Regions from separate parts of the Homo sapiens genome. Here region 2 is linked to region 1. Evidence: chromatin loops called from intact Hi-C (ENCODE). Cell type or tissue: sigmoid colon. All regions are shown on one strand.

Evidence for each region. Peaks named below come from ENCODE experiments on the same cell type or tissue, not always from the same donor. Only the 100,000 strongest peaks of a DNase experiment are listed, where the experiment ranks them.
Region 2: it touches region 1 in a loop (2.6-fold over the local background); 2 of 110 quality-filtered maps call a loop at or near these places.

What each region holds. Positions count from the first base shown.
Region 1 is chr4:25,026,913-25,034,912 of GRCh38, reverse strand. It overlaps LGI2 (leucine rich repeat LGI family member 2), which reads left to right and starts at 3,967. Exons shown (of 8, transcript NM_018176.4): 1 at 3,967-4,416; 2 at 6,335-6,406; 3 at 7,974-8,000. The coding sequence starts at 4,220. It overlaps LOC124900684 (a long non-coding RNA gene), which reads right to left and starts at 4,805. Exons shown (of 2, transcript XR_007058083.1): 1 at 4,680-4,805. In sigmoid colon, no CTCF peak of the experiment used is centred here; DNase peaks (open chromatin) are centred at 3,482, 3,592 and 3,882; H3K4me3 peaks cover 2,023 bases.
Region 2 is chr4:25,108,535-25,116,534 of GRCh38, reverse strand. LOC105374534 (a long non-coding RNA gene) reads left to right here and starts at 3,724. Exons shown (of 4, transcript XR_925488.2): 1 at 3,724-5,122; 2 at 5,206-5,427; 3 at 7,246-8,000. In sigmoid colon, no CTCF peak of the experiment used is centred here; DNase peaks (open chromatin) are centred at 3,543 and 3,884.

The DNA of each region.
Region 1 (8,000 bases):
CCTTTGCCTTGGTCTACAAGGTCCTGCATGATTTAGTTTCTTTCTACCTTTCAGACCTCATTTCATCTCTTCCTCTCCCTTATTCTCCATGCTGTGGCCACACTGGCCTGCATTCAGAGCCTTACATGCACTCAGCATGTTCTGGTCCAGGTGACTTCACACATCCCATGCTTTCTGCCTGCTTCGCCCCTCCCTTAGCCTCTGCTTACTGCCCGCAGCCCTCCTGCACTTGCCTGCCCTTCCTCATCTCAAAGCACTCAGCTAAGGTCTCAGACAGGCTTTCATCATCTTGATATGGTTTGGCTGTGTCCCCACCCAAATCTCATCTTTAATTGTAGCTCCCATAATTCCCACATGTTGTGGGAGGGACCTGGTGGGAGATTATTGAATCAGCAGCGTGGTGGTTTCCCCCATAGTGTTCTCGTGTTAGTGAATAAGTCTCACAAGATCTGATGATTTTGTAAGGAGAAACCCCTTTTGCTTGGCTCTCATTTTCTCTTGTCTGCCACCATGTAAGACATGCCTTTCACCTTCCACCATGATTTTGAAGCCTCCCCATGAGGCCATGTGGAACTATGAGTCCATCAAACCTCTTTTTCTTTATAAATTAACCAGTCTCCAGTATGTCTTTATCAGCAGCATGAAAATGGACTAATACACACCTAAATTAGGTCTCCCCTATTCTCTTCCTTCATAGGCTCTATCAAAATTTGCAATTGCATACTCATGTATGCATTCTTTTAATTTAATATCTGTCTGCAATGAAAGTGGGGATCATGTCTGTCTTGGTCATTGTTTTATTATTGATGCCCAGCACATAGTAGGTTCTCAGTTAATACTGACAGAATTAACTGACAAGTAGCTGAACATGAGGGTACATGAACACATGAATGAATGCCATTTTGAGCTGCCAACACATGGAGTCATATAAAGTAGAACCGGTTTGAGACTTTAGAGAAGGCCACTCAAGCCTACGCCATTTCAGCCACTGTAGGAACGTGTGTTATTCATGTCATAAAGACATAGCTTGAGTAAGTTTACGTCTCAACAAGGATTTTTACAAAGATTTTTCAAAAACTCTTGCTATTTCCTGAAACAGATTGTGTCTCTCTGATTGTCTATTAAGTTTTTTTTTAAACTGCTGAGGAACTTGGAACCACACCAAAGTAATCTGCATTTCCATTTTTATATTTTAATTTATAAACTGCGCCTTATAATTTACAAGCACTCACTTACTTAGTGTCTCTAGCAGAGCCGAAACAAATACTAACTCTGCCAGCTATGCTACTCTGGCCTACTTTCTGCACCATTCCTATCAGGAACTTTTTAGTTTTTTGGGGTGGAGAGGGTGGGCTGGAGCTAGCTCTAGCTGTTGGAAGTTAAGGTTAGGAACAATGATGATATGTCACATTTATTTAGGAAAGGGTGCAGAAGGGCTCTTTATCCCCATTTTATAGATGAAAAAATAGAAGCTAGAGATGGGAATAACATGACCAAGAAGGTTTGCTTGTGATTGATGAACCTGACTTACAATCTGCATCTCTGGAATTCCTCATGCCAAGGGTCTTTCCAGAACACTAAGCCAGGCTCTCTCAACCTTGGCTCTAGCAACATTTTGACCTGGATCATTCTTGCTGAGTACTGCAAGATGTTTAGTAGCGTCCCCAGCCTCTACACATTAGACGCCAGGGGCACCCACCCCAAATATCTCCACACATGGCCAAGTGTCCCCTGAATTACCCGCAATTGAGAACCACAACACAAGACAGTGACTCTGATTACAATGGAAGGACAGAAGTCAGGAAAACCCATCTCCCTCCATAGTCCTCTCTCCGTCACTTACCTACAATCTAGTCACATAGAACTCTGCTCAAACGCCCAGTGCCTCCTTTGTGGTATTAAATGCTTTACTTTCTTGATCTCATTTAACCCCCAAATGTGGTTACAACAACCTCTTGTTTACAGGTGAAGAAATGGAGGTTTAGAAAGATCACAGCTTGCACAGCAGTAAGTGGCAGGCTGGGATTACACAATTACACATCAGTAAGTGGTAGGCTGGGATGCAAACCCCAACCTGTCTAGTCCTGAGGCCAGCATTTAGCTATGCCACCCTGCCCCCAGGCTCTCACTCAGAGGTGAGAAATAGATTTTCTTTTCCTGGGTCAGCAGGGAGTGCTCTGTTTGAGAAGCCTCCGTTCCTCTGCTCTATAAAGCAGTAGCCCATCCCTCTTAAGGGAAACATCTTTCAGGTGCACAGCACACACATCCACGATTGTGGGTCTGCATGTCTGTCGCCCTCCCAGGCTGTGGTCTGTGTCCTCAGCCCCTAACACTGGGGCTTGCTGAGTAAAGTATTTGTAAATGCATGCCCACACAGCAGCGAGGGTTAGACACAGCAGCCAGTTGTGGAGTATGATCTCCCTGGCCATGTCCTGTGTGATCTTGGACAAGATAAAAACTTCTCTGAGCTCAATGTTCCCATCCATAAAATGGGAGGACCCATTTCTCAGGACAGATGCAAGAATTAAATGATGATAAATGCAGGCTGGTTTGTACTGATGCCAGGTGCTTTTTACATAGTCACCAGCAGGGAATGTCTAACTCCCTCCATGAAGTTGCCTACGCAAAGCTCTCTTTCAATTCCTGAACCTCTTTTGGTCAGTCTGTGACCCCCTTGTAGCCAGTGGAGTTGCTCTTTTAGGGTTGTCTGTCCAGCTAGACTTTTAGCTCCCTGAGGACAGGAGCTGTTCCTTTGTTCCCTCCCACAGCAGCCAGCCTGATACCGTCCTCATGGATCTTGTCAATGGATCACCAACAATAATTGCTGAAGAAGCAATAGTATGATTCCTACTTTTGCATTCGATACTGACTTTTCTGAGTAGGTTTTAGCATCTGGCATGCTTTTCCTTGGTTTGCAGCTCGACAGTCGTGCTGTGATTCCCTTCTCCCAGCAGTTCAGGTTATTAGCCATTACTTTGTTTCCGCTTTGGTCATTTTCTTTGATTTCCTCAGCCGCACATTACCTGTGTTAAGATTTCCGCTCATTGCTTCAAACTTAAGGAGTTGAAGAGGGGCTCAGGAGGGCCCAGTTAAGGTAGCCCTTCAAGGCTCCGAGCCCCATCCTGCCCAGCCAGGAGCTGCTGGACCATCAGCCAGTCAGGATGCTTTCTGGGCGTCAGCAGCCTCATCAATAAATTAAGGATATAAGTAGGACCTGCCTCAAAAGGTTAGAAGATTAAAAGTACAGTGGCTAGAATGTATCACACCCTCAATCTCTACAAACCCTCCTCTGACTGGGGCGGGTGGGGTGACCCGTGGGCAGCTGAGCGAGGGGAAACTTTCCCGGGCTTTCCAGCTCTTTAGCAGGCAGCAGGCAGGGCCCAGAGCGCCGGGCGTGCAGGCTGCAGCGGCTTTGCTTCCCCACGTTCCTCCCATGGGAGGACTGGCTGGCTTCAGTAACCCCTGGTGCTGTGGGAGCGAGAGCCAGACCTCACTGCCCCACCGCAGAAGACAAGCAAAGCCATCCTCGCTGACCCTACCGGCAGCATGCACTTCAAAATTAATAAAGGCTGCTCCAAAGTCTCTCCTCTTCAAAGCACCCAGGGCTGCCTCCCTCCCCAGTAATCAAGCCGGTTCTCCACACTCCCCGCTCCGACTTTATTGATTTGCCTGAAAGGAACCCAGTGCCCTCCCCAGATTATACCCCTGGAGGTATTGCAGGCATCGGATCCTCCACCGCTCAGTCAGGCCCCGACGGGGGTCTCCGCCAGGCTTGGCCCCTCCCCCAAGGTCACCCAACTTTTCCCTCTGTCCCCGCGCCCGGCCCGGGGCGAGAGGGGGTGGCGAGGTGGGGGCCGGGTGGGGCGCCACGGGGCCGGCGCTGGCCCCCTCCCCCGCGGGGCGGGCCCCGCCATGCATTATTCATTGGCCAGAGCCGGGCTGCGGGCGCGAGTGCTGATGTCAGGCAGGCGCGAGTGCGGCGGGCGCAGCGGCGGCGGCCGCCCAGCAGCCCGGGCTCGGGTGGGGGGGCGCCGAGTGGGGGTGGCGGCCAGCATGCTGCTCGGCTGCGGCTCGGCCTCCCACACCCGCGGCTCCCTAGTCCTCGCCAGCAGCGGCGGCGGCAGAGCAGCGAGCGGCGCCCGCGTCTGCAGCGGCGCCGGGTCCGAGCGCGCGGCGCGGCGGTGGGGGTCGGGGCCCGGGCGGGGAGCGGGGACCGGGCATGGCGCTGCGGAGAGGCGGCTGCGGAGCGCTCGGGCTGCTGCTGCTGCTGCTGGGCGCCGCGTGCCTGATACCGCGGAGCGCGCAGGTGAGGCGGCTGGCGCGCTGCCCCGCCACTTGCAGCTGTACCAAGGAGTCTATCATCTGCGTGGGCTCTTCCTGGGTGCCCAGGATCGTGCCGGGCGACATCAGCTCCCTGTGAGTGGGACCCCTCCAGCCCCCATCCCGTCCCGCCCCACCCTGCGTCCGCCGCCGCGAGGGAGTTGCCTCTGGCGCCGGGCCAGCGCGACCCTGACCCACTCCCCAGGCCCCTTCTTTGCCTTTGTGTGGGGGACGTGGGTGGAGTGTTGGCCCCCGGGGAGGACGGTGAGGACCTGAGCCCCAGAATCTGGGAACCCAGACAGGTTCCTGTGGCAGCGTTTCTCAGAGTGTGGCCCACGGGCCACCTGCATCAGACTCACCTGGGGAAGCTTGTGCCAATGCAGAATCCAGCTGCTCTGAAGCAGTCTTTGGAGTGGAGTCCTGGAGTGTGCGTTTGACGTCCCCGGGAGACTCAAGGGTGCATTAAAGTTTGAGAGGGCGTGTGCGTGTGTGTGTGTGTGTTTGCGGGTTGGAGTTGTGTGTGTAGGGGCGTGCATAGGAGCAGCTGAACACGACCTGACTGAGTGCAAACTGGGCAGGGTGAGGCCTCACTGCCCCACATCAGGTCTGGGGCGAATGTTCACCCCGTGGCCTCCTCCCGACTTCTCCACATTGCAGGTTGCAAAAAGTCGAGGTCAAGGCATGCAGGCTCTGGGAGGGGAGGGGCCGCCCCCCGTGGCCTAGAAGAGGGGTAACAGAAGGCTGGGCAGAGGTTTGGGGCATGTTGGGCGCCTAGCCCAGTGGCCAAGTGCTTTGAAGTCAGCCTTCTTGCCCTGAGGTCAGGAGGGCTTCTTGCCCCCTTTCTCCATCACACAGTTGTGTTGGCTGCTTTTTCAGCAGGAGGAACTGACAGGAAAGGGCTTCACATTAGGTATCCACCTGCCGAGAGGTGCTTTCATCCTGCCCTCACCTGGCCACTCAAGCCAAATGACCAGCTCTCACAAGGGCGGTGGAAGGGGCTGTTGGGCTGTATCTTTACTGCTAGGACATGTTTCCTGCTAAGACCACTCTCTTGTTCCAGGCCAAGATGCCTGGGTGCCCAGTCAGTGGTGGAGGCAGGGAATCCCCGGGGTGACGTTGCTTGTGCTCAAGATACTTTCTTGTGTCCAGTGCTTCCCAGCCTCCCACCCAAGGCAAATTGTAGGGGCCTGGACCCAGGAGTGAGGGGGTTCCCATTTGCATTTATAGAAAGTCAGAAGAGTTTGGCTGGTGGGAACAGAGGACCTTTTTGATTCTTAATATTGCTAAGTCGGGTGACATGGAGGATTCCAGAAATTAGAGTTCCCCTTATTAAATCCTTCAGACCAGCAGCTGCTTAAGTGATCTGCATGCCAACTGAAAGGAATTCTGAAATAATGTATTCAGATCCTGCTGTGGCCAGAAAGGATGGGGGCCTGGGGGCAGAAATAAAGCCAAGCATCTTGCCTCCTGGTTGACCGTTTTATCTGGCAGATGGTACTGCCTCTCCCCACACAGGGGAGTTCAGGTGTCTGTGAGTTTTTCCCCAGGGCTTTCATGTTGCATTTAATCAGGAGTGCTCTGTCTTTCAGAGATGGGGTCCCAAGAGGAATGCTTAATCCTACCCCAGCATTTCATAGGCCAACACAACGCTGTGTCTACACAAACAGAATCATGGGCAGAGGTGAAGCGATTATCCATTTTCAGGCAAGGACCTCCTGTAGTTAAGAAAAGGAAGTGAAGGGATTGATTTAAACTGACCGAGATAATGTCTGTGGAAGGAGCTGATGGTAAAGGTTTCTGTTATTCAGACTAGTCTTCATATTGATCTGATTCATTGGGAAGTGGCTTGTCTCTTCTTATTCCTACCCCGGGGAAGATCCTGGGCAACTGTGCTATGCCTCACTCCTGAGAGTCAGGGTTTGAAGTACAGGTGGAGGCAGAGTTTGATTACCCACCCTGCATGGCACTTCCTAAAAGAAACCTAGGCCTACTTTTGTTCATCTTTTGCCCGTAGGAGCCTGGTAAATGGGACGTTTTCAGAAATCAAGGACCGAATGTTTTCCCATCTGCCTTCTCTGCAGCTGCTGTGAGTATGGGAAGTTCCCTCTGCACAATGGGGGGCCCTGAGGTGCCATCCTTGGAGGGCCGTCTCTGCCTCTTTGGTATCAGCCCTTCCTAAAGTACCCCAGCTCCGTGAGGAGACCGTGGCTGCCTCTTGGTGTTAATTTACCCTGTGATGTCCCCAGCAAAGCACTGAGGCTCCCTGCTCAGCTCTTTCCTTAGTTCGATACCTGTTTTCTTCAGAGACTTTATTGTAGATCCCAACACCCAGATCTAGTAAATGGGGAGGTAATTGCATTGACTCATGACCTGAAAGTCACCTAAATGCACTGTTTCCCAAACACCTCAGTTTAAAAGAAAACTTCATTTTAAAATCTTAATGTTACTCTGGAAATAGGAGTGTTTCTAGTTTGCTGAGAACTTAAACCAGTCAGGCAGCATCCTATGAACTTACGTGCGTAATTTTATTTCATCATCACTTCATCGGTATGATGAAGGCATGCTTATGATCCCATTTGATAGATAAGGAAACTGAGGTTCAGGGAACTTAACTAACTTGTCCCAAATCAGAGCCAGATTCTAGTCCAGGGCCAAAAGCCCACACTCCTAACTATTCCTCATCCCATCTCCTCTCTGTGAGCAATGCTCAAGTCCCTGTGGTGATGCTCATGTTGTGCCCTGTAACCCAGGCTGGGTAATGTGTGCTGATGAAAACAAATGTCCAAAAAGTAGTTTTCAAAAGCAATCCAGTGACAGGCAAAGTAAGAGTACACACCTCATTCTCTTGATCTGTGTTGGTTTCTTAAATTTGAGATGAGACTGAAATTAAAACAAGCAATGTGCTATAGAAAAATTTGGATAAATGGAATATAGGAGAGCACTATTCATCCTCAATAAACATACTCTTGATACTTTTGTTCTTGAAATCTTATATGCCTACTTTTAACATTACACTTAACATTTTAAAATCTGAGGCCTCTTAGAAATTGCAGTGCTATTAAAATATACTTTTCATATAATAGAAATACAATTTTAGGTATTCTTTTGCCAGTAGACTTGGGTGATGACTCAAATAGAAAACTACGTAGTAACAGTCTCCTGAAAGTTTCTTAAACAAACTTTTTTTTTTTTTTTTTTAACTATTGTTATGGGTCCAGCTGCATGACTTTGGTCAAGTCACTTAGCTTCTCTGGGCTTTTATTTTCGTAAAAATAGATTTGGATTAGATCTTTTTAGATCTCTAATTTTATGATTGCTTGTGTACCATAAAGCATTCACTGGCTGTTTAGTCGTGCTGAGCATTATAATGTTTTAAAGTCACAGCTATCAGATCATATTTACTGAGACACACAGGGAAGAAAGGAGTAGAGTTCTGGAGAGGACAAGAAAATCTGGTCAAAAGGAATCCACTTGCCATCGTCTCTAAGAGCAGGCTGTGAGAATCAGGTTTTTGACAACAAAATGTGGTCTCCTTAGGCTAAGAAGAGCTCATGTTTGCCCACAGATCAAAACGTAGCAAAGGAAAGAGAAATGGCTTTACCATGTGACTCAAGTTTTACATCTCTCCATTGGAATCTGTCTCTTACTTTCAGATTGCTGAATTCTAACTCATTCACGAT
Region 2 (8,000 bases), 82 kb before region 1:
CCTATCTTTATTAAATCCTATTCGTTCTGATAAAGAAAGAAAACTGAGCCTGGAACTCTCTTCAGAGCGCTTGGCTTCAGTGGCCTTTTTGGAGGTGGCCACTCGCTCCCCTTCTCTTTTCTCCTGCCTGACTTGCACTGTTGGATTCATTTCTTTGTCTTAAGGCTTTTTAAGTCCTGTTAAACGCAGATGCCTCAGGAAATAGATAACTGCTATTTATCCTTATTCGTTGGTGACATCTTACTTTGGATGTATTTATCAGATGTTTCCCTAAGAGTGGGCTTTTTGTTAAAAAAAAAAACACACTTTTTATTATAGAAACTTTCAAGCATATACCAAAAAATATGATGACGCCTAGTATCCATTAATCAGCTTTGGCACATACCAAGTCCAGTTTTGTTTCACCTACAGCACCAGCCAGTCCTCCCCTCTATCACTTTAAGCAAATCTCATCATCATTTCTGGGTGTAGCTCACATTTCAATATGGGTCACCAAAGGAAAGGAGTCATTTTTGTTTTTTAAGTCACAATACCATTATCACACCTGAAAAATTTAACAATAATGTCTTGATGTTGTAAAATATGCTGTCGGTTTCATTTCTGTAATGACCTTCCTTTTACCCGTTAGTCAGGATGCAAATAAGATCCTAAGGGTAGATTTTAGTGGAAAAAGGGTAAGAGGAGGGAATCAGGAAGCATTAGGAACCAGTGACAATTACAGAAGTGCAGAGAGGGGAGATTGAAAGTACTTGAGACAGTGTTTTCATTTTGTTTTTTTTTTTAAAACAACTTTCCCCTGGGTTAATAAAACTGGATTTACAGGAGATGTTTATGCCTCCACACAGGCTCCCAAAGGTCTTTCAGGATGCTGGAGAAATTATAATTTGACAAGCTTCAAGTTTTGCTGGTTATCGTGAGAAATGGACTTGAGTCCACATTGGTGTGTAATAATTCACTTTCAATGCCAACTTTCCCAATGTGAGGCTTTAAGTTAGAACCCCAAATAGGATTAGTTCTGTAATATGCTGGTGGTGGGGTGGTAATTGTTGTAGCTATATAGAGCTAACTTTTATTCTAAAATGGATTGAAGACAAAGCAAGCTATGCTGGGTTCCCGCTAGCCAGGCTCAATGAGCCGAGAAGGCAGAGCGCCATCTCAAAACCAGTGTTCAAAGGAAAGGGGGGCAGAGAGGCACCCCCGGGGTGGAGCAGAGGAGCTGACTGTGGTGCTCCTGGTGGAAGAGTCTCTGATGCGCTTCATGGATCACATGAGAGAGATGAAGGAGCTTTCTGGGAGAACTTGGAGCTTCTGACCAGATCAGAAGCTGAGAGAGGTCTATTCCCACTCCTCCTTCCAAAAAACTTGGTCATGGGCAATCAGTGGGGCCTTTACACCACAGTGGCAGAAGATACTTTTAGTTAGAAAACTCTCAGACAAACCAAAACAAACCTTACGTTGGAGACATTAACCTGGAAATGTAAGATCCAGAGTCCCTAGGAATCCATTAGTCTTATGAAATTCCCCATTTTAGCTCTCCCAGGTAATAAAGCAGATTCTGAGAATGGCAACCCAAAACCACACAGCCCCTTCAGGACGGTACTGAGGCAGGTCTCAGGCTGCAGCCAGCCACAGGCCCATGACGGCCAGGGGCAGGTCTGAAGGAGGTAGGGAAACCTTTTGCAAGACAAAAAGTTGATCCAGAAAACGTTTTCCCAGTTTTTGGATCAACTTTTCTTTTTTTCCCCCTATAAATTGCATCGATTTCTTCAGTTTCCAGTGCCTCTCACCACATCCAGTTGATGTGCTGTTCCGTCCTTGCCTGGTGACTCAGACCTTCCTGGGATGGGAGAGGTGGGGGTGGTGGCAAGCAGGAGCATTTGAACAGTAATCCCTGCTAACTTTTCTTGAAGGCCAGTAAAAACACTCATCAATTTTTATCTTCTAATTAAAAGCAAATGATCATTGTCTATTTTCCATTTATTCCCATCTATTTGCAATAAGTGTATTTTGGGCCAACTTGGTTTATGCTGTTCCCAGGGAAAAAAAAGTAAAACCCACAACCAACCAAACTGCTTTATAGATCCATCCCCATGGAGCCCAGAGCTTCCTAGGCATGAAATTGACTGACGCACACAGAGGCAGCAGGTGTGGGGCCACATGCCACTTGCCGCCTTTTTTTTTAGTGTGTGTTTATAATCAGTAAATGGCTGTAGATGTTTAAATGGTTGCCTAATACTGATGGAGAGCGGATGCCATTATAACTTGAACTTGTATTGCCATGCAGATGGTGGAAATAAACATCCAATTCTGCACAGAGTTTTGTTTGTTTCTCACTTTTAAAAGATCAGCTGAGTGTCAGGCATCCATGGTGCCAGCAGGGGGGCTGCGCCTGTGGGTGGGGAGCGATAGGAAAGCTGGGCTGCTGTCGGGTTCAGATTGGCTTTTGTGCTGACAGTCAAAAACAGCAGGTTCCCCTGTAAGTGGGAGGGGGTTCATGGCAGCAGTGGACTCCACCCCGGAGTTACCAGGCAGCAGCTCCAAATACCCCTTCACAAAATCAAAATGTGTCTCCACAAAACTTAGCTCTCGGGCTCTGCTGCCTCTCACCCTTCTCCATCGTAGAAGGATTCCAGCCCTAACCATGCCTGCTGGAACTCTTGCTACACCTTCTTTTCTTTCTCCCTTCTCTTTCTTAAACACCTTGAAAAATGGAGCTGGTTGGACACAGTGGTGACAACATCTGATTCGGTTTCACCCTCCTAGCGTCTCCTGTCTGTCCCTCGAATGCCCATTGGTCTCCTACATTTTGCGGGACCTTAGCAAATATTTCTTGAACAAATGATCAACTGATTTGTTCACACTCTAGAAATAACCAACAGGGTTTAATGATAGCCTAGTCCAGAAATATTTGTTTTAACAGATTTGGAATAATCACAGAAATGAATCTCCGTGAAATTTTGCAAATCAGTGAGCAGAAAAGAGCAGAGTGAATTTGGGGACAGGGAAGTCTTCCTAGTACCTTAAAATTGCCTCATGGAGGAAGCCCACACCTTGGGAAGAAGCCCAAACCTGGGAATGCCCTGCAAGCCATTTCTCTGGGACAGTGACACTGGCCCCAAATGTAAATGTTTTAAGAGATGAATCCATGCTTCAGGGTCAAAGAATATGCTCCATGGGGGAGCAAGGGGCACAGGGTTTATGACAAAGGCCATTCCCAACAGGCTTGGTCTGTTTTATTAATGAATCCTGCAAAAGCAAGGCAAACCCGCCCCCACCTCCTCCAGTTGGCTTCTTTCCTTTATACCAGCCCTCTTTCTCTGAATCATTTCCATTTCTGTAGAGTGCTTTCTGGATTACAAAATGCTTTCATGTACATTATTTTGTTTTCATCTTCTGACAGTTTTAGGAGCCAGGCAGGGCATGATGATTATCCTTATTTTGCAGTTAAGCCCCAGAGAAGTTTGGTGATTTCCATGGCTTGTCTTGTCTGGCGTCATTCTGAGGGTAAGGTCTGGAAACCCTGACGCTCACAGTTCTGATGCCAGCCTTGGAGCTTTCTTGGAACATTAAAACATGGGGTAGGAGCCTTTGCTTTAGAGCGGGGGTGGTCAGCAAACTTTTTCTGTAAAGGGCCAGGCAGTAAATATTTTAGGCTTTGCTGGCCGTACCATTTCTGTTGCAACTACTCGAAAGCAGCAGCAATCTGTAAATGAATGGGCATGGCAGTGTCCCAATAAAACTTTATTTATGGACACTGACATTTGAAATTCATATAATTTTCACGAGTCGTGAAATATTCTTCTTTGGTCCTTTCCCCCCCGCCCCACCAATCCTCTAAAAGTGTAAGAACTATTCTCAGCTCATGGGCCATGCAAAAATAGGCAGCTGGTTGGATCTCACTTGTGGGCTGTGGTTTGCCAACCCTCCTTTAGAGCTGGTTCTGCTGTTTATCAAGTGTGTAATCTTGGATAGGTTCCCTGGATAAACCTCAGTGTCCTCAGCTACAAGACGCGAAAAGTAAGGAGGAGTTCCTCCGTCAGGGACTGGGGGATGCGATGGAGTAACTGTGAAGTGTTTAGCATGATACTTACGTAGATCACTCTTGGGAGTGGGAGGTGTCATGATAAGATGATGCTGAGTCCCTTGAAGTTGTTTGTCCTCCCAAAATATACTGATAGGGGGTGCTTGTCACTGTGTAACAACCTCAGCCTTTTTTGCACTTGGTGCTAGTGAAAAGTTGAGGGAAAATCCAACCATGCCCACAGGACAGAAATACTTTTTTTTTTTTTAAACCAAAGAAAAGCCTTTTTACAAAATAGCAACTCATCAGGGAAAAGAAATGTCCGAACTAAATGAGAGCAGGCTGCACGTTGGACCTGCTGACATGAAGCCAGGGCAAGGTGCTTCCCCACTCTGGCCTGCGTTTCCTCCTCTGCATAAGGAGAATTTTGGATTTGGTCCTCTCCCGGGTCAGTCCACCTCTAACACTCTGTCATGCCAGGTGATAACCAAAATATCTAGATCCAGCATTCATGTCTGCAATGTTCTTGCTTTGCTAGCAAGGCCCCTGCCACCAAGAGGAGATCACACGTTTTCTAGATGTCCTTTTTTACCTCCCCACAGGGTCACTGGGGCTTCCCTGTAGGTGAGGTCCTTGGGCAAGTCTACCTCTCTACACCTCAGTTTCCTCATCTGTGAAATGGGGATAATAACAATGGTCTCAACAGCACGGGGTTGAGGGGAAAACGAAATAGGATGCTAGGTGCAAAGTGCATAGCATGGGACAAGAACTTTGCCAAAGTCAACGAAGAGCTCAGTGTTCTGCATTGGTGCCCGCCTCCATGCTCAGGTCCTCAAGAGACCCGTGACGGTCTTCCCTTGATCTTGGCTTTGGTGTTGGTGATGGCGGTAAGGAATCATCTAGTAGCCAAGTAGGACCTTTTATTCCTGAGGACTAATGAGACTGTGAACTTTGTGAATCCTCCACTCCTAGCAGCCAGAAGACTCAGCCCAGGCCAGAGGTCGTGGTCTGTGGGGCTCTGGTGGTCAGCAGAAGAGGCCAGGATAGAGCGAGACGGACAATGACCACGAGCACAGAAAGCTGCAGAGGAGCAGGATCCAGGTAGGAGCCAGAGTCTGTCCACTCAGCATGTGTGAACCTGGCCTAGATTTGCCCAAATCCAGCTCCCTGCTCTCCCCTTTCAGAAGCAGAAGCTTGTGACTTGGCACCTGTTTCCGGAACCCACTATGGCCCAACCTTCTCAGAAGATTTTGCACCTTGAGCCAAAGAGGATGCAGGGCTCTTGGGACCCAAGAGCCTGAGTAGGGCTTCTGCCCTCCCTCTCCGGCCTGAAGTTTCCCATTCATCAGCTGGAACCTTCACACCTGCCCAGAGGACTGCTGACTCGCACTGACGGTGGCCACAAGGTGACAGCTTGTGTCCTGTGGGGGTAGATGGTGATAACCATCTGGTAACCAAGCAGATGAAGTCCTGGGGTGATGAAATCTTAGGAAGTAAAGAAGATTGGTCTTGTCCTTAGCTATCCTCACTCCTTTGGAGCAAGCCCCCAAAGTCCCTGCCACAGCAGGCCCTGGGCATGGAAGGGATGACTGATGACAGTGTCATTGTCAAGGATGGGTATGCCAAGGATGGAAGAGTGGCTGCTTCTGCCTTGCACCATTCCCCTCTCCTGAGCCAGCCTCCTTCCTACCTTTTGACTCCCTCTCAGGCAGTAGTCACAGCCTTCTAGAGACAAAGCTGGCGCAAATCACAGGTCAGCTGGCCTGCAGGGCAGTGGGAACCCCCAGGGCGTGGGTGGAAAGGGCAGAGGCGGGCTGGACCATTTATCTATCTGTCTGAGAGTTACTGAGCACTGGCCAGAGACTGCTCATTTCTTCTCAATATTTCCTCCTGTCCCTTAGAATCCTGACTTTAACTGGGAATAATGCTGCCCTTCCCGGTGGGAATAACACTGCCCTTCCCAGTGGGATAAGCTTCCTAGCTGATGTAACCATGCATTAAGGTTAGGCCAATGAGATGTAAACTGAATTATTGTATAGAACTGCTAGAAATTTTCGCCAAAAAAAACTGGTATGCCTTTTTATGCCTCTTTGTGCCTTTTTGTTCCTGACACAGAATTCAGATGTGATGGCTGCAGCTTAAGCAGCCATCATGGACCATGAAGTAGACACACTAAACCTGCTGCAGGAGCAAGATGGAAGGAGTCTGGACCTCTGACAATGACAGTTTCACAAAACTTTTCCTGGGGTGTACGCCTCCAGACACCTCTTATTCCTGAGAGGCAGATAAACTGCTCCCTTTTAAAGCCACTGTTGTTTTGAGTTGATCTGTTACACATAGTCAAACCTGATCCAAACTCAAAAATAAAAGAAAAAGCAAAAAAACCTGATCCAAACTGATTCAAGTCCCTGCTGTGTGACAGACACTCTTCGAGGTTGTGGTGACCCAGCAGTGAGGATAGGATGGTCACCAGCACAGTGACCATAGTGCCTGCCCTGTACAGCCACATTCCAGTGGAGAGAAAGCTATATATGAGGAAACAGTAATTTTATGAAATAATTGGTGGCATGAAATAAAACAGGTGATATTGAGTGAGACACAGTTCTGAGACTGTCTCATTTATTAACTAATCTAATCTTCATATCAATTCTGTGAGGTGGTGACAATTATCATACCCATTTTACAGATGAAAAAGGAGGCCCAGTGGGTAGGTAACGCATAAGGACACATGCCAATGAGCAGAGGAAGCAGCATGTGACTCCCAACACTCAGCCTCCAGAGCTCACCCTCCTAGCAGCTTCCCCAACTGCTTCCATAGCAGGGTAGAGAGAGGAACCACTTCCCAGGAACTGTGGCCTGACCAGTGCTGGGCCCTCTAACTGACATCAGTAGTCTTTTTTTTCTTTTTTTTTTTTCTTTTTTTTTGCCCAGTCTGGAGTGCAATGACGCGATCTCAACTCACTGTAACCTCCACCTCCCAGGCTCAAGCGATTCTCCTACCTCAGCCTCCCAAGTAGCTGGGACTACAGGTGCGCGACACCACACCCGGCTAATTTTTGTATTTTCACTAGAGATGGGGTTTCACCATGTTGGCCAGGCTGGTCTCAAACTCCTGACCTCAAATGATCCGCCCACCTCGGCCTCCCAAAGTGCTGGGATTACAAGCGTGAGCCACCGTGCCTGGTCCTATCCAGTAGTCTTTATAACAACGCTATTCCCTTCAGGTGTGACCTTTCAACATGATGATCCTGGGGCGTGAGACTTAGTGGTGGCTGTCCCCAAGAGCACGCCTGGCAAGAGTACCAGCTGGAAACTGCATGAGCTTTCTGGGATGAGGCATGTGGCCTTTCTTCCATTGCCTTTTATTGGTAACAAGTAAGTCACAAAGGCTGGCTCAGTCTCAGGAGGAGGGGACACAGACTCCCGCCTTTCTCAAATAATGTATAGATTTGTTTAGAACCATCACATGAATCAGTGAGATGTGTGCTCAGTGATGGTCACTGGGTGGGGAGGAAGCAGTCGGAACACAGACATGGTAGCTGGAGCTCAAGCAACCATCTTGGACCATGAGGACTCCACGGACAGACACCAGGAGCCAACAGCACTGCACAGACAATAGTGACCATGCACAGTGAGTAGAATCTCAACCTGACACAGGTGAGTCCTAAGAGCTGAGGAGGCCTTGTGTTGCCCTGGGCATCAATACCAGTGGTCAGTGCTGGCTGGGTCTCCTCCCTGTCTATGAGAGCTCTGTGAGCTGCCGACCACGGCAGCAGCTGACTTGGGAAGCACCAAGGGGCTGGTCCAGGGCAGATGTGCCCAGGCAGGTGGAGGTGTCTGCTTGGGGCAGGGCCAGCCCTGGAGCTACACTGGCCCCTAGGTAGGCCAGGTCGAGTGAGCTGGTGTGATCACCAGTGGGTTGCTTCTAACCATTGACATCTTGGAGAGGGAGGTTTTGAAGTCAACTTTGCTTTATAGA